Linked DNA regions of Mus musculus: region 2 is linked to region 1. A link is a loop called in an ENCODE intact Hi-C map of the cell type or tissue named here. Cell type or tissue: heart. All regions are shown on one strand. Each heading gives the region's core, and the rest is flanking DNA. Links, peaks and the distances in the headings are about the cores only.

The links. Hi-C counts contacts between places; a loop is a spot of excess contacts. Peaks named below come from ENCODE experiments on the same cell type or tissue, not always from the same donor. Only the 100,000 strongest peaks of a DNase experiment are listed, where the experiment ranks them.
Region 2: a loop joins it to region 1, with 6 times the contacts of the local background. A loop is called at or near these places in 4 of 42 quality-filtered maps.

What each region holds. Positions count from the first base shown.
Region 1 is chr9:56,114,326-56,123,672 of GRCm38, forward strand. It overlaps Pstpip1 (proline-serine-threonine phosphatase-interacting protein 1), which reads left to right. Exons shown (of 15, transcript NM_011193.3): 2 at 1-5; 3 at 738-812; 4 at 5,976-6,010; 5 at 6,222-6,328; 6 at 8,434-8,496; 7 at 8,937-9,035. Among named protein-coding and RNA genes, the nearest start is that of Pstpip1, 29 kb to the left of the region's middle. In heart, for the core only: CTCF peaks have their summits at 2,273 (motif pointing left), 4,350 (motif pointing right) and 6,972 (motif pointing left); DNase peaks (open chromatin) are centred at 4,456 and 6,932; H3K4me3 peaks cover 702 bases; H3K27ac peaks cover 1,283 bases.
Region 2 is chr9:56,019,552-56,028,898 of GRCm38, forward strand. It overlaps a transcript of 4930563M21Rik not described here, the pseudogene Gm7439 and the pseudogene Gm7444. Among named protein-coding and RNA genes, the nearest start is that of Rcn2, 18 kb to the right of the region's middle. In heart, for the core only: a CTCF peak has its summit at 5,399 (motif pointing right); no DNase peak of the experiment used is centred there.

The sequences.
Region 1 (9,347 bases), core at 752-8,751:
CAGAGGTAAGCAGGGCGGGGCTGGTGGGCAGGACAGGGCAGAGGGGGCAGATTATGCCCCCTCGAGCCCAGCTGCCCTCAGGATGTGTCAAAAGCTAAGAGCCAAAGCTGAGGAGGTGGCTCAGTGGGTCAATCCCCTGTTAAGCTAACATGGGGACCTGAGTTCAAATCCCCTTCTATAGCAAGAGGGGATACAGTGTCAGGAGAATCCACAGAAGCTCATGGGCTGGCTACCATGGTGTATGGTAAACAACAGAGACCCTGTCTCTGCAAAATATGGTATAGGTATGTATGAAATCTTAGAGGGGGAGGGGGATAGGGAAGTTGACCTTTGACCCCTACGGGTGCATTTGTGCACTCATGCACACTCATGTGCACCTATGTACCTGTACTTATGCTCACTCTCTCTGTCTCTCTCTCTCTCTTTTACACACACACACACACACACACACACACACACATACACACACACACACACACACCCCTATCTCACACTCACACACATTCAAAGCCAGAGCCCCTTGTTGTCTCCTGTGGCCCTTAGGCCTGGGCCTCCCCCAGGGGCATATACCATGCAGCAGCCCTTAGGACAGGCCCATTTCCAACTGACATTTGTACCCAGAAGGAGATGGTCCTGCCAGCAGAGTATGACAAGAGAACCTAGGTTCTGCACATATTTTGGGGCCACGGCCAGCCGACAGTGGTGACCGGGACATAATGATTGCTCTGTCCTTACAGGGCCCAGGCGGAGGAGAGGTACGGGAAGGAGCTGGTGCAGATTGCACGCAAGGCTGGTGGCCAGACAGAGATGAAGTAAGAGTGCTGGCGGCTCTACCTTTCCTCTGAGGGACCTTCTGGGCTTTACTCAGGGCATGGGACTTTCTGATGTGGTAGACTGGGCAGGAACTGGACAGGGGGGTCTGGAGCCACGTGGTGCCTGAGATCAGGGTCTTGTACTAGTTAGGGCTCTGGAAAGAGCAGAGTATATGACACACTGGGCTCACCTTACCCAACCAGGAGGGGCAGGTGACAGGCACTATTCCTGTCCATTGCAGGGAGTCTGTGTGAGGCATACTCAGTGGGCTGTGAGTCACCTGTGGCTGACAGTGGAGTGGGAGATGCTACCAACAGCCAGCACAGTGTGTGTCTGAGCTGGGCATCCTGTGAATGGGGGTCAGGCCACAATCTCCCGCCCATTGTAGAAGGATGGCTGCGGGGCTTGAGGCTCTGGGTCGGTCTTGCTTTTTTTCTTATAGAAGGCTAGAGGAACAGTGTTTGTCTGCCTTGTAGGAGTCCCAAGTCCCTGTCTGTGAAAGGAGATAGCTTGTAGTGACAGGCAAGATATGCTCAGTGAGCAGTGGGGTCTCTGGAGACTCACCTGTCCCACCCACCAGCCCCTCCGCACAGCAGATAAACTCTGCTGCTCACTCAGAGGTGTGGCTGGCTTCCTGAGCTGTTTCCTTCAGGCTGGCTAGTACTGAGGCCATGGGGGAAGCCACACAGTGAGCTGGGGAGCAGGACCCTAGGGTAGGCTTCATGCAAAGGGGTACCCCGGAGACAAGCAAACCCACAGGGGCAAGATAAAGTGACCAGAGCAGGCCAAGGTCTGAGCAGGAGAGCAGGGCTGTCTGGGGTTCCCCGAGGAGGAGGGGCATTCCTGTCTTAACTACCTGTAGACAAAGGCTCAAAGATATGACAACATCAGGCGCACTTAGAGCCCGTGTGCCTTACCTTTTCCCTCAGAGCTGTGCCCCCTGCAAGTCCTGCTGACCCCTGCACATAGGTGCATCCGGAAGTGATGTTGCTGTCCCATGTGGCACTGTGTAACTGTGGACCACGCATTTGTCATCAGCGCATGCCTTCAGTGAGCATTTATGGGATATCTGTTATATGTCATGGCCTGGACTGTCAAGGGAGTTTAAGAACTCAAACCACTGAGATGACCCCCTCCTGTAGCATTTTGCAGCAGACTCTCCCCAAGGCACTTCTTCCAAGAGGGCCTCCAGGTTTGCCTCACTGTCAAGAGCTTGGCTCAGACAGGGTCATCCTCTCCATGCCAACCTGGAGGGCTCTTTACAGTGTTGTTAGTCTTAGCGGTCTGGACCAGGTTCATTTTCTCTGACAGTTAAGAAATTAAAAGGCAGGGGCTGGAGAGATGGCTCAGAGGTTAAGAGCAATGGCTGTTCTTCCAGAGGTCCTGAGTTCAATTCCCAGCAACCACATGGTGGCTCACAACCATCTGTAATGGGATCTGATGCCCTCTTCTGGCCTGCAGGTGTACATGCAGGCAGAACACGATCACAAGTAAATCTTTCAATAAAAAGAAAGAAACGGCAGAAAAAATCTGGAACACAAGAAGTAGCAGCAGGCAAAACCTCAGACGTGGCAGACAGAATCAATTGCTACAGGGAAGCTTTTGTTAAGTACACACAGCAAGGCCAACAGAGAAATCCCATACAAAGCAGAGGAGGGTACTCAGGACCCAGGCTGGGAGCCTTAGGGACCTTTGTGGGGTCAGTTTAAACAAAGGGATGGCTGATAGGACCACAAGGTCCTGATCCACCTTGCTGGATGGTCTGCTAGCAGGGGTAGGGGGCACACTGGGAAGACAGAGCCCACCAGGCTGCACCTCCATTTAGGAGGAAGAGGCTGAACGTCTTCCTCCTCATCACCCATCTTTGAACCCCCATCTGGGACGCCCGCTCCTTGCCTACCCTGTTAGAGATCTGCCAAACACCTAGTCCCTCAGCAGGGAATGCAAGTGGATCCACAACACTTGTTCTAGTCGCTTGGGGGTGGGAAGTGTTGGTCCTTAGGAAAGGGCCTAGCTGGTGGCCATCCTCCAACACCCAGCTCCCTGGATTGAGGAGCTGTCCTCTCTGCCTACAAGACAGGGTAGCAGAGCTGAGTAAACAATGAGACAAAGGCCTGGGGGTGAAGTGACTTCGTGACTAGCCCACACTGAGAGAGCTCCACTGGCTACCTCCTCCTGTGCAGCCCTCAAACCAGCATTCCTGCCTCAGGCCTCACACTAGCTAGGGTCTCACAGGGTCCCCATAAATGACAGGAAGTTTTAGTCACACCTTAGAATGAGTTTTCTCACTCCTCACTCCTGTTACCGTAGTGAACCTGCCTGAGCCCCTGTGTGGCTTTTGGTGCATTGTAAGGACAGGCTAGGTATTTCAGGAGCTGTCATGATACCGCACACACCATGATCAGCCTTCCTGTCTGGTCCTCTGCTTCTGCCCAGACCCTCACCTTGCTCAAGAAGTAGTCACCTCCTCCCACTCTTCTTCTTGCCACACCAGGAGGGATGCTGTGGGTGCCTTGGAGAACAGAGTGGACCTTGGCCAATGTCCTGTGAGCCCCTCTGTGGTTACAGATGAGCAACATTAGCCCATGGGCACCTTAAAGCCCACCTGACCTTCACCCCTCCTAAACACAAGTGCTGAGATGGTCCCATCAGAGGAGATTTCATGTGTTTTATGATCTCTGCTCCACTGAGATCAGGGTGAAGGCATGTCTCCTAGTGAGGAGCAGTTATACTGTGAAACTAGACTTCAGCTAGAGTTTCCAGGTCTCCTGAGAGCCAAGCTACAGACTAGCAGGTTGTGTTGCACGTTTGCACATTGGTGATAAATGCCGAAAGTCAGAATCATTCTAACCTGTGGTCACCTTCCTCTGCAAGGCTAGCCTTGACATTTTATCTTTTAGGATTTGCATTTGTATGTCTGCTGTGCGGATGTGTGCAGGGGCCCGTGGAGGCCAGTGGTGATGGCTAGGGCTGGGGTTACAGGGCTGCGAGCCATCTGATGTGGGTGCAAGAACCAAATGTGCTCTTAACCCCTGAGCCATCGATAAGTGCAGCCCTTGGCCTTGAGGTTTTGCCTCTTACCACCTGGATGGCTTTTGGCCTCAGTGACTCAGTTTCCTTATCTGTAAATGGCTTGTGGGCCCGAGGCGGAAACCATTCAGGCTATCCTCATCCTGAGTGTGTCAGCACTGGAAGGTTAGGACTAAGTGGTCAGCGGTTGGTCACTGGCAGAGGCCTGCACATCTGCATATCTCATGGCTCCCAGGCTGTTGCTACTGCTCCATGGTCTTGTCAGGCAAGACACCTGGCAGTAACTAGGACCCCATAATCCTCCTTAGGGCCTGGATCTCCAGGGGTCCTCTCAGGTTGCCACTCCTCCTTGGCCTCAATGTCCCCAACTGTTCAGAGAGAAGAGGAAGCCCCCATGGAACATATTCATCCTACCCCGGAAGGAAGCACAGGCAGGTGGGCTTCCCTTACAGTTCACCCAGGGAATTGGTTATGTGACAGGTGCCACATGACTATATTACCACCAGGGGGCGGAAGAGCGCCCTGCAGAGAGGCAGTGAAAGCTTGCAACAAGGGCGCTACTTAGCTCTCGATGCTGAGCGTGGAGCAGGCTGTGCCACCATGCGTTTGCTTTTGTGTCCTTAAGAGACGTAGTACCCCTAAGCCCAAGCTGGGAGCGCAGAGGCACATCTCCCTCACATGCACGGCCTGATGTCACTCAGCTGCCGGAGAGGCTCTGGGAAAGGACGGAAGCTGGTGTAGCCAGGCAGAGACTCCTCCTACCTGAAGTTAAGGATGCCGCTTCTGGGAAGGCGCCACTGGAAAACTCTTCCAAAGTGCAACTGGGGTTAGAGGAAGACCTAGTTCGGCTGCTGGTGCCTGGGGGATGTCCTGGGGACTGGCGGAGTTTGCATATGTGTGAGTGTGACAGGCATGTTAAGCTCCTGACTTGCGCCAGGCTTCAACGATGCCTTATAGTGAGTGGACTATCATTCTCAAAACCACTTTGTGCTGCTAACTGCTCACCATAGAAGGGAAGTCAAGGCAGAGGGCCAGGTGGCTTGCCCAGGGTCACACAGTGAATAAGTGGTAGAGCCTGGCCATCTGGCTACAGGGTGTGCTGCTTTTGTGTGTGGAGACCGGAGTAAGAGGCCACCGCAGATTTCCTAGGTTGGTTCCCACACACACTATCTGCCCCCTCCTCTGAATGGAGCACATGCCTCTCGAGGGCCCTGCTCCTGAGAGCTTGGACTCGCGCTCACAGTTTCCGTATTGGCCCCAGGACTCCGATACCCACCGATAAACAGCAGTGTGTGCTGGCCGAGCCGGCATCTCTGCTTGGCCCTCAGCGCTACCATGCTCTGGGGTGAACAAGGCTGCCGGAGAGAATCCAGGGCGCCCAGTGTGCTGTTCAAGTAAACTGAGCAGAGTGGGGATTTCTGTGGGAAGGGGGTGGGAGCAGTTGGGACAGAGTCTTTTTTTTTTTTTTTTTTTTTTTTGGTCGCTTATGATGACCTTAAACTTGTGGCCTGTCTGCCTCTGCTGCCCAGGTGTCACCCCCACTTGCCCAGGGGCTTCCACTTTACCTGGCAGCCTCTCCTGCTTGAGCACTGTTCTAGCTCCCATACAGCCTCCTCCTTCCCCTCCCCTTGGTACCCAGCCTGAAGCAGATGCCATAGCTGTCCCTGGCTCTGTCCCTGCCCACCTCCCAGCCTTTCCTTATGCCTTCCATGCCACCTGCTGGAAAGAGCTATAAAGACCTTCCCCTGCGTCAGATTCATCCAGGCAATATTGAGTATAACCAGGTGCCTGCATGGGCGGAAGTCTCATAGAGGCTGGGAGCTTCCTGTGGACACACCCCTCTTCTCTGGGCTGCAAAGACATGGGGAGTGAGAAAGTGGGGGACAGAACTGCCGTAGCAAGGAGGCTTTCCCACCACAGCAAGGTTCCACTGCTTTTTAATTTACAAAGAAAACTGTTTTCTAGAATGTCAGTTGGGGGTTACATGAATGATGACCATGGCCAAAGGTCCCTTGCATCCATAGTAGTCAATATGGCTTAGGGCCCTCCCTCCAAAATAAAACACCATGGGTCAGGCAGGACGCCAGGCTCCTGCAGCATGCTGTCTACTGACCTAGACTTCTGTTTTGCAGTTCCCTGAGGACCTCCTTTGACTCCCTGAAGCAGCGTAAGTTCCAACCATCCCCACATGGGCAGCAGGGCCATTAGGGTCTCCTGGAAGACCCTTAGCCCTTGTATGGGGTGACTAAGTTAGGAGCTATGTGCTTGGGCTGTGGTCCAGCTCTGTGCCAGGCTGAAAGGCTGATGGAAGATGTGAGGGTGGGAGGTAGGGTGAGGGAGACAGACTGGTCCAAGCAGAGGCCACGCTGTCACCCTAGAAACAGAGAATGTGGGCAGTGCACACATCCAGCTGGCCCTGGCCCTGCGTGAGGAGCTGCGGAGCCTGGAGGAGTTCCGAGAGAGACAGAAAGAGCAGCGGAAGAAGGTGAGGGGGTGGGGAGGGCGAAGGAGGGGAGGTGGGGGACCCCCCCAGAGGCCACCCACTCACTGTTCTGGGGGCCAGTTGGGAAGCATGGCTTGATGAAGGGGGGAGAGTGTGTGTATGTTCTAGCTTGCTTTCCTGTTGCTGTGATAAACCCCTGACTTGGGAAGAAAGGTTTATCTTCTCAGGTCACACTCCATCACTGAGTGAAGTTAGGGCAGGAACCTAGAGGCAGGAACTGGAGCAGAACCGAGAGAAGGAATGTTTCCTGGCTTTGCTCCCAGCTCATGTTCAGCCCCGGTTTTCTCACATAGCCCAGGTCTACCACAGAGCTGCCAGGAGCCAGGAAGAGAAAGGGTGTGGAGCTTTTAGACGATCCTCCTTCATACTGTGTGATTAAGTATCCAACCTGAGTTGAGTGGCCCCTGGAAGCTGGCTCTGAACACAAGGATTAGGGCTGCTGGTTCTGGAGACAGGCAGACTTGGGGCCCGTAGTCTGCATGGCTGCTCAACAAGGAGCGGGGAGACAGTTCCGAGGGAAAGCGCAGGCATCAGACTTGCCTCAGCATCTGAAGCTCTGCTCAGCAATACACAGAGCATGGCTGGCCACACGTGGAGTGGCTACATAGCCAGGAAGTGAGCTCCTCCTAGTGGGCTGGTGGTGTGTAAACACAGGCTGGGGGATGCTCTGCAGGGAGGCTGACAAAGCTGGAGGTAGGCAAGTCCTCTCCCAGACCTGCGACGGATGGATGGGCTGAGCACTTAGCCCACCTGGAGAGCAAGAGGTTACTTCACAGCAGGGGCCAGGAAAGTCCCTTCCCCTTCCTGTGCCTGCTTCTCTCTTGTATGAGATCCCTCTTGTTCACATCCCTTGCTTTGGGAACTTGGCCCTTCACAAACAGGGCTATAAGGCAGTAACTTAGCTCGTTGTATAGCTATGCACCCTTGCTACCCATCCGGACAGCTCAGGCTTACAGGAATCTAAGTTGCCTTCCTGAACAGATGAGCCCCCAAAGCTATCCCCCAAAACTACCTGGACTTGGTGTTCGAACAGGTGACCCCTCTGCTCCGAGGCCTGCTACAGAGCATGTGGAAAACCTACAGGTGTCAGGGGACATGGGCTAGACTCTGAGCTTTGTGATCCGAACAGCTCCTCCCCCAAACACCCAGACTCTGCCATCAGAGCCTGAGTCTGTACACTGTCCACGAGGAGAGGGACACATGGTGTCCTCGGCTACCCAGATGCACAAGCAGGTCTCTGACTGTGCTGTTGCCTCTAATCAGGTGGCTTGCCAGAGCCTCCCCCAGGACCCCCGGGCACAAACTGGCTCCAATCCTAAAGCCAGAGGCATTTACCCCCATTCTCCTGACTGTAAGCCTCGGCCCTGGCCGTTCCCCTCCATCCATCTAACAGGGAGCCGGGGGTGGGGGCGGTAAAGGTTGTGCTGTGCCTGTGGTGTGGCTACATGCATGCGTGATGTCTGGCCTGCGGTCACTAACGGGTGAACACTGGAGTGTGGTGTATGTACTAGTGGCCTGTGGGTATGCAATATGAGCAGTTAGGCGATGGGGCTGAGTATGGACTAGGTGTGCACGTATATGCCAGTGCACACTCAGTGTGGCTTGTGAATGAAAGACTCAGGACTCATGTGATGTGTATATGTGGAGGTGGGGAGTCTCTGGCTGGAGAGCAAGTCAAACTGAGTCCCACAGTAAGGAAACGCTAGACATAGCCACTGCCCAAGCTTCTCTTTGTTGTTCTGTCCTGAGTATTGCAGTTTTGTTTGTTTGTTTGTTTGTTTAAGGTCTCACTATATAGCCTTGGCTGACATGGAGCAGGCTATGTGGACCAGGCTGGCCTCACACTCATAGACATCCTCCTGCCGCAGCCTCCCAAGTGCTGGGATTAAATACCTGGCTGGTATTATTTTGAAGGAGGTGTCTCTAGAAGAGGGTGGACACAGACACACACACAACACAGACACACACGCATTTATGAATGAGCTCAGAGGGTGTCATGTCCCAGGGACAAGGACAACCCATCCTCTTGGCCTAGGGAAGCGTTTTGAGGCCAGAGCCCCCAGCTCAGAGCCTCATGTCTCCTGCAGTATGAGGCCATCATGGACCGTGTCCAGAAGAGCAAGTTGTCGCTCTACAAGAAGACCATGGAGGTAAACGGGAGGGCCTTGGAAGTCCCTCTGAGAGTCCTGGGTTGGACTTCTGGGACAGGCTTGCCTCAGACCTTTCTTCATTATATGTATCGGCCTGTTGGGGGCTGTGCTCGAGGCCCAGGACCTATTTATCATCACAAGCCCCTCAGTGCCTTGCCTGAAGAACAGAGGGACAGTCCCACACGCAGGAGTCCATGAGTGATCCAGTCATCTGAGGAGCCCAGAGTAGCAGGGATATGGGACACATGAGAGGGCAGGGCAGTATAGAAGACAGGGCCGAGTCGAGTCTCCATGGGAACGTGCTTCAGCCTCTGCATCTCTGTCCCTGGGAGTGATGCCAATTCTACCAAAGTCCCCACCCCCGGGAAGGGAGTCTGGGCTTAGGGAGCCTCCCACACTGGGGCATGCAGCCCTGCAGACACGCCTCTCCACACCTTCAGTCCAAGAAGGCATATGACCAGAAGTGCAGGGATGCAGATGATGCTGAGCAGGCCTTCGAGCGTGTGAGTGCCAATGGCCACCAGAAGCAAGTAGAAAAGGTGTGTATAGTGTGGGGGTGAGGGTGGGAGGGGAGGCCCTTAAACATAGTACCTGTTACAGACCAGAGCTGAGACTGAGAGGGCAGAGGGCTGTGGGTGAGTTGAATCCAGGCTGACCATAGTCCAGGTTCTGCGCAGCGATGCAGAAGAGGACACATAGCATCTACATTCTCTGTGTTTCCTGGTGGTCTGCAGGCTTCTGCTTTTATTTCCCCCTTGTGGAACCGGCCTGAGCCCCTCAGCAGTAAGGCTGCTGGTGAATGATAGAATTCACCCATCCATACTCTGATTCCGGATGGTGGCCAGGGAGGG
Region 2 (9,347 bases), core at 418-8,417, 95 kb before region 1:
CCTCCAAACGCTGATGACGTTGCATACACTAGCAAGATTGTGCTGATAGGACCCTGATATAGCTGTCTCTAGTGAGACTACGCCGGGGCCTAGCAAACACAGAAGTGGATGCTCACAGTCAGCTATTGGATGGATCACAGGGCCCCCAATGGAGGAGCTAGAGAAAATACCCTAGGAGCTAAAGGGATCTGCAACCCTATAGGGGGAACAACATTATGAATTAACCAGTACCCCGGAGCTCTTGACTCTAGCTGCATATGTATCAAAAGATGACCTAGTCGGCCATCACTGGAAAGAGAAACCCATTGGACTTGCAAACTTTATATCCCCCAGTACAGGGGAACACCAGGGCCAAAAAGTGGGAGTGGGTGGGTAGGGGGGTGGGGGGCAGGGTATCGGGGACTTTTGGGATAGCATTGGACATGTAAATGAGGAAAATACCTAATAAAAAAGTAAAAAATGAAAGAAAGAAAGAAAGAAAGAAAGAAAGAAAGAAAGAAGGAAGGAAGGAAGGAAGGAAGGAAGGAAGGAAGGAAGGAAGGAAGGAAGGAAGGAAAGAAAGAAAGAAAGAAAGAAAGAAAGAAAGAAAGAAAGAAAGAAAGAAAAGGAGGAAGGAAGGAAGGAAGGAAGGAAGGAAGGAAGGAAGGAAGGAAGGAAGGAAGGAAGGAAGGAGAAATAAAGGTATCACTATTTGCAGATGATATGACAACATACATATGCGACCTCCAAAATTCTACCAGAGAACTTCTCCAGCTGTTAAACAACTTGAGGAAAGTGGCCAGATATAAAATTAACTCAAATAAATCAGTAGCCTTCCTTTAGACAAAGGATAAACAGGCTGGGAAAGAAATTAGGGAAATAATTCCCTTCACAATAGCCACAAATAGTATATCTTGGGTAAACTCTAACCAAACAAGTGAAAGACCTGTATGACAAGAACTGCAAGTCTCTCAAGAGAGAAATCAAAGAAGATCTCAGAAAAAGGAGAGATCTTCCATGCTCATGGATTGGCAAAATTAACATAGGAAAAATGGCCATCATATAAAGGCAATCTATAGATTCAATGCAAACCCCAGCAAAATCCCATCACAATACTTCAACGATATGGAAAGAGCAATTCTCAAATTCATCTAGAAAGGAAAAAGACCCAGAACAGTGAAAACTGTTCTGAACAATAAAAGAACAGCTGGGGGAATCACCATCCCTGACCTCAAGCTTTACTACAGAGCAATAGTGATAAAAACTTCATGGGATTGGTACAGAGACAGACCATGTTGATCAATGGAATAGAATTGAAGACCCAGAAATAAAACCACACTTTTACCATCACTTGATCTTTGACAAAGACACCAAATATACAATGGATGAAAGAAAGCATCTTCAATAAGTGGTGGTGGTCTAACTGGCTGTCTATATGGATAAGAATGAATATAAACCCGTATTTGTCACCTTGTACATAGCTGAAGACCAAGTGGATCAAGGACCTCAACATAAAACCAGATACGCTGAATTTAATAGAAGAGAAAGTGAGAAAGAGTTTTGAAATCATTGGCACAGGGGGAAATTTCCTAAACAAAATTCCAATAACTCATGCGCTAAGATCAAGAATTCACAAATGGGACCTCATAAAATTGGAAAGCTTCTGTAAGGCAAAGGACATAGTCAATATGACAAATAGGCAGCCTACTGATTCTGAAAAAAAAAATCTTCACTAATCCCACAGTCCATTGAGGGTTAATATAAAAAACATATAAAGAACTCAAGCCTGTCTGATCCTGCCACCACCATGAGTTGGGCCTAAATGAGCCCCATCAAAATGAGGTCATTAATTACATGTGTTTTTCTTGTCCAGAAAGAAGCTCGAGACTTAAAAGCGTAGATTCCTGCTTTCAAGACCTCAAGCACAACATGCCTGTAAAAAAGACTTTCACCATAGATAAGGTTTCAGAAGTCCTAAATGGGCTGCAGGCAGTGGTACACAGTGAGGTGCAGTCCGAGGTCATCAATACAGCTTGTCTAAAGCTACATACAGGCATCTCTGAACTTTAAAACAGACAACTATTAGAACAAGTTGCTGAATTTGAAAGGGCAGAATTTGCATCTTAAAATAAAAATTCCATCATAGATATCACAAAACCTAAACTTGTTCCGATTAAGGAAGGTGGAACAACAGAGCTCCTAAGCAAGGAAAATTTAAGACTTCAACAAGACAATGAAAAACTAAAGTCAGGCTGAAGACCACTGAAATGCAGGCTGTAAATGCTCTGGATGAGAAGTCAAAATTGGAAAGAGTACTTCAAGTTTTACAGCTCGATCAAGAAAACCAAAAGGATTTTCAAAGGCCCAAGACTTGGATGACCTGGAAAATACACTTGTGACTCTTAGGAGTGAATTTCAGAAGACACTTAATCACAAGACAGAAAACCAAAATTCTTTGGAGGAGAACCTAGCAGCAGCCAAACATGACCTCCTCAGAGTAAAGGAGCAGCTGAGCGTGGCTGAAAAGGAGTTAGAGAAGAAATTTCAACAAACATCCTCTTATGGAAACAGAAAAGAGATTCTCACCAAAAGAATGATCTAACCAAAGACCTATGGAAAACACTGACAAAATATTAATCTGAAGATTATAGACTAGAGGTTTTGTCTAGAACCAGCCATACATGAACATACAAGTTATCTCTATCCACCTCAGGCATGTACTTTGAAGCATTTTGTCAACTTCTCTTCCTTTTCCAATGTTTAGGCTTTCCTTGTAATATTAGAACTATCATTCGTATCATCCGTTCTATATTTGTGAAGAGAAAAAAAATGTAATGATTCTTTTCTATTGTCCCAAATACCACTTTGTCAAATTTCCAGAGCCTCCATGCAAGTACAGTGAGATTTCTTCATGGTAGACAGCAGTTTAGAGTTGGAAGAAGAGCCATCATTTTCCATTGGTGAGTGAACCTTTTAATGTTAGAGAAGCTGGTATCTTCTTATACAGTCCCTAAGTGTAAAGATAAATAGTAAAGTTATTAATATCTACAAAGAAATATTTTATTTTTAATAATAAAAAAGAACTCAAGAAATTAATCACGAAAAACCCAAACAACCCAATCAAAAAGGTGGTATAGAACTAAACAGAGAATTTGCAACTGAGGAATCTCGACTGTTTGAGAAACACCTAAAGAAATGTCAAAGTCCCTAGTGATCAGAGAAATGCACATCAAAATGACCTTGAGAATTCACCTTACAGCATTCAGAATGCCTAAGATCAAAACCTCAGGTGACAACACCTGTTGGAGAGGATGCGGAGAAAGAGGAACATTCCTGCATTGCTGGTGAGATTGCACACTGGTACAACCACCTGGAAATCAATCTGGAGTTTCTTCAGAAATTGGGGAATAGATCTACCTGAAGACCCAGCTATACCACTCTTCAGAATATATCCAAAAGATGCCCCCACATGCCACAGGGGCAACTGTTTTACTATGTTCAGAGCAGCCTTATTTGTGATAGATAGAAGCTGGGAACAACCTAGATGTCCCACGACAGAAGAATGGATACAGAAAATGTGGTTCATTTACGCAGTGAAATACTACTCAGCCATGAAGAACGAGGATATCCTGACATTTGCAAGCAGATGGATAGAACTAAAAAATAATACCCAAAGTGAGGTAACTCAGACCCAAAAGGATATGTATGCTACAAACTCACTGAAAAGTAGATATTAGCCAAGAAAGAAAAACCCCATACAGAATACACAAGATACAGTCCAGAGAATTGAAAAGGCTCAACAAGCTGATGTACCCATTGAGGATGTCTCAGTCCCACTTGGGAGAGAAAAGAAAGCAATCACAAGTGGGGAGGGAGGAAGGGACCTAGGAGTGAAAGTAGATGTTGGGGGGGTGGAAATTATGTGGGTAGAGGGGAACCTGATCTGCTATTAAATGAGGGAAAAAGACTTAAGCCCTGAGTGCCAGCAAAAATGATGTAAACAGGCAACCTCTGGAAATAGAAGATTGAGGGGACACCACACCCCTACCCCCGCAAAATGCAGGAAACACCTGAGAGGTGAGAGACTAGCAGGATTCATAGGTAGGGACCTTTGATGAAATGTCAAGCAGTAGGAAGAGGGAACTTATAGAGCCCACCTCCAGCAGGAAGACAGGACTTCAAGTGAAGGATGGGGTTGCCATCCCACAGTGACACCTCTGACCCATAATTGTTTCTGTCTGAAAGATCTGCAGGGATGGAAAAGGAGAGGAGCCTGAGGAAAAGAAGGTCCAGCAACAGGACAAACTGGGATCCAGATGAATTGGAGGGCCCAAGGCCTGACACTATTAATGAGGCTATGGTCACAAAAATGGACCTAGCATGCCTGCCCTCCCAAAGACCCAACAAGCACCTGAAAGAGTCAGATGCAGTTATTTGCACCCAACCAATGGACAGATGCAGCTAATCCCGGTTGTTGAATTAGGGAAGCTGAAAGAAGCTGAGGAGAAGGATGATTCTGTAGGAGGACCAGCAGTCTCAATTAATCTGGACCCCCGAGACCTTTCAAACATTGGGCCAGGAAACAGACAGCATACACCAGCTGAAAGAGGCCCCCAACACACATGCAGTAGAGGACTTCCAGGTTGTGTTCACTCAGAGATGGTGCACCTAATCCTCAAGAGACTGGAGGCCCCAGGAAGTTTAGAGGTCAGGTATGGTGCTGGGTGGGGGAATCCACATGCAGATGGGGTGGGGTGGAGATGATTGTGGGATGTGGAGCAGTGAAAGGATGCATGGGGAGGGGTGGAGAATGGAATATGAAGTGTAAAAAAATGAATTACAATTAAAATTATATTTAAAAAAGAACACGAGCTATAAAACTCTATGTAACCTTTTCTAAAATAAATGTAAGTGAAATCATTACATATATGTTCTGTGTTTATAAATCTGAAAAGATGCTCTTCCTGGAATTTCCTATTACAGGACACAGGGCCATTGTTTTAGATGGAGAGATAGATAGATAGATAGATAGATAGATAGATAGATAGATAGATAGATAGATAGAGATGTAGATATAGGGTCCATTGATTATGTTGGGCCTCTTCTATAAGTGACATTGTACATTGTAGAGATTTTTTCCCTTGCTGGAATCGACACTTTCTCTTCTTCCTTCATCTACAACGATTCTGGTGCATCAACATCAGTGGACATAGAGGATGTCATGATCCTATGCATCACTATCATTACATCTCATGCAATGTTTACTTCCATCAAGAATTGTATTTGAAAGCAAGAGAAACAAGTTCATGCTCTTGGGATTGTCTAGCCCTACCACATAGCATAATGATTGCTGGAAGCTATAACTTGAACATCACTAGAAAGACAAGGCTCCTGAAGACTAAGTGCTGTCCTACAAGATGAAGTAGCTGTTTTGAACCATGACCAACAGATGGCGCGGATTCCCATACACTACAAACAGAACATTCAGATCCTGGAAGCTAAAATGCCTGACCACAAACTAAGGAAACTTAATTCATGTTGGCACTGAATTTTAGCAGTCTGGGGGCAGTGTCAGGCAGATCTCTGTGAGTTGGGCTAGCCTTTTCACCACAGAGCAAGACCAGCCATAGCTAAATAGATAGTGAGAGCCTGTCTATAACCAAAACAAATCTTAATTTTCTCTCTCTAATATCCTTAGGCTCCTCTGATTTAGAGATCTTTGCCTCTGGCTCATTCTAAATTCTTACTTGAAGAAAGGGGCTTGGCTTCAAGGTTGGTGTGGAAGGTGAGCCTTGTGGCAAGACAAGAGGAAAGGAGGTCAGAGATAAATAGGTAACAAGGATGTGACCAGTGTGGGCAACTGCAGCACAATCTTACGGAGAAGCCTGTGTGAAATGGGTAAGAAGCTTCAGAACTGTCCTTGTGGAGGCTGAGAGGGCAGGCCAATTGTTTGTCCATCAACTCCATTTCATAGGGCATTAGCTATCTGACATTTAAATTATAAAAGATGTGGCTCACAGACTTAACTGCCCATTCTTCAGGAATTGCTTCTCTAATATTTTTTTCCCCTGTGCTTTTTCCTAACTCAAGAAACTACATTTTTCAGGACCCCTTTCCAAATGCCTTCCAGATGGGTTTGGCCAATGCAGGGACTCGGAGTACTTCTCTCCCTTGCATCCTCCCTCTCACCTCCCTCCCTCCCTCCCTCTTTCCTTCCCTCCACAGCAGCATGTCTAGTAGCCCCTCTGTTCTCCCATTGTATCCATTTCTCACCAACAGCTCCTTTCTTCATGGTCTGAGTCTGCAGCACAGCACTAGTTTTCTAGCAATGCCAGTTTACAACTCCAATAATGGCAGCTTCACCTGCCTGCTGTCTCTCCATTCCTAAGGAGCACTGGCTCCTTGCAGGTACTGGGTTTGTGGTGTGTCTCCTTGTCTGTCTTTTTGGCTTTTTTGCTCTTCCATAAGCTAATATAACAATGCCTTAAATTTAATTTCCTTCTCTTCAGACCTATAGTGGATTGTATTCTCATGATGAATCTAGTTCACTCCTAACCTAATGTTAATCCTGGGCCTGTCTGGTTCTTCCAGACAGGTGTATATTAATCCCTCACGAGGCAGCCTCAGAACACCAAGAAGAATTTGAACCAACATTTATTATTTTAATGGTGGATATAGTCAGAATAGATTGCCAGAGATGATGATAATGGCCACTAAAATAGGAGCAGTGTGAGTGTGCTCCAATCAGCCCTAGTTCCTTATAATTTCATAACCCTATAGTGCTTTACCAGAACACAACAAAGTAGAAATGTGGTTCATCTGAACTAATAATTACACCAAAAGCAAACTACATAGAGATTTCAAAGCCTTGGGACAAAAAATTGCACCACCACAATAGATTCCATATCAAGGACATTGAGGGTATTTGGATATATTAAATTAAATGTACTCTATAAATAAAATTAACTTTACCTGTTTCTGTTTTATTTTTAAGTCCTCACATGTGCACACTTGTGTGTGTGTGTGTGTGTGTGTGTGTGATTTTGTGTGTGTGTGTGTATGTGCTGGAGATTGAACTCAGCTATTTTCTTCAACTGCTCTCCACCTAATTTTTGAGAGAGGCTCTCACTGAACCTAAAGCTTGCATATTTGGTTAGACTGCCTGGCCAGCAAGTCCCACAGGTCCTTCTGTCTCTGCCACTCCTGGATTGGGATTACAGGTATAGGTCACCACAGCCAGTTTTTATGTGTGAGCGATGCTCCATTTTTAACTTAGGTACTAGGGATCAAAATCACTGTTTACTGTCTCAGCATCTTCCTACCTTTTTTAATATGGCTCCTGGATAAATTAAAATTGCACATAGACTTAATATTATAGTTCCACTGTACAGCTTTGGTTTAGAGGCCAAAAAGGCCGTTAAAGATAGTAAGAACTGAACACAGCCAAGACAGAAAAGAATGGTAGTTGGCTGAGTAATGACCTTCAAAGGTATTCAGGTCCCTAGAACCTGTGGATGTTACAAGGTAAGACAGTAGAAATTCATGATTCTCTCTCTACCTAATGCTTAACTGTGAGTCTAGCAGAAGGCAAGGGGAGAGTGATACAGAAAATAGGATTTTTTTTAATCAATGGTGAGAGTTGAGGTAAGAATCAATATTGCGTGCATGAAATACTGAGGAATGGTTCTTAGTCACACAAGGCCTATGAGAAACGAATCTCAGGAAGCTGTAACCGCCGGAAGACAGATTCTTCCTGAAAGCTTCCAGGGGGATACAGCCTTGCTGAATTGCTAATTCTGACTCAGGGAAATTGATTCAGGCTTCTCAAGTCTAGTACTATAAAAACAGAGATCTGGAGACTGGCACTTGCTGTGTTGGTTCCGGGCTGCGAAGGTGAATCCGGAAGGAGTCACTGAGTGGACTTCCGGAAAGCAGCGGCTCGCTCTCCCTCGCTTGCTCACTGGTAACCGTTCACCGGCAGCTCTCGCCCTAGATGAGAAGGTTCCGGGCGGGGCAGGCTGAAGGGCTGGCCTCCTCTGTTCTTCCTCCCCGTTCTGCCTCCGCAGGATGGACCTGCTCGCCCAATGCCCCTGAAGACGGATGAGTCTTCTCTTGAACTTTTTCAAATTCTCTGAAGAAGCCAATGGGGTCTTTTTTACATCATGACTTCATCTGAACGCAAAAACAAGAAATAAGTTTTATTTTTAAAATGACTCTGACTCAGTTCTGATAAGCATTTTAGACATGAGTCTACATCAGCAAATAGGATCAGAGGGAGATCGTCAACCTTCTGCTTCCTCTGTGAGCTTGCCTTCTGTCAAAAAGGCACCCAAACAGAGAAGATTTTCAATAGGCTCTCGTATTCGGAGGAAGATGGACAGCAAACGAAAATCAAGGGAGCTCAATGGTGGAGTGGAAGCAATTGCAAGGATTGAGAGGATACATTCTGAAATGTGTGCTGATAAGAACTCCATTTTCTCGACAAATACCTCTTCTAACAATGGATTGACTTCCATCAGCAAACAAACTGGAGACTTTATGGACTGTCCTCTGTGCCTTTTACAGCTTTCTCAAGACAGATTTCCTGATATCATGACATGTCATCATAGATCTTGTGTGGATTGCTTACGACAATACCTAAGGATAGAAATCTCTGAAAGTAGAGTTAACATCAGTTGTCCAGAATGCCCTGAACGGTTTAACCCCCATGACATTCGCTTGATATTAAGTGATGATGTCTTAATGGGAAAATATGAAGAATTTATGCTTCGACAGTGGCTTGTTGCAGATCCTGACTGTAGGTGGTGTCCGGCTCCAGACTGTGGATATGCTGTGATAGCATTTGGATGTGCCAGGTGTCCAAAGTTAACGTGTGGGCGAAAAGGCTGTGGAACAGAGTTCTGCTACCACTGTAAACAGATCTGGCATCCCAAACAGACCTGTGAGGATGCTCTATGGGAAAGAGCCCAGCGTTTATGCTTAAGAACTTTACCCTTTTCACCTATTAGTTACAAACAGGAATCTAGAGCAGCAGCTGATGACATAAAGCCGTGTCCACGATGTGCTGCTTATATAATCAAGATTGAGGATGGGAGTTGCAATCATATGACATGTGCTGTCTGTGGTTGTGAGTTTTGTTGGTTGTGCATGAAAGAAATCTCCAATTTACATTATCTAAGTCCCTCGGGTTGTAGTTTATGGGGGAAAAAACCCAGGAGCCGAAAGAAGAAAATCCTGTGGCAGCTGGGAACCCTTGTTGGTGCTCCCATAGGGATTGCTCTCATAGCAGGCATTGCCCTGCCTGCCATGATCATTGGCATTCCTGTGTATGTGGGCCGCAAGATTCATGATTTCTATGAAGGCAGAGA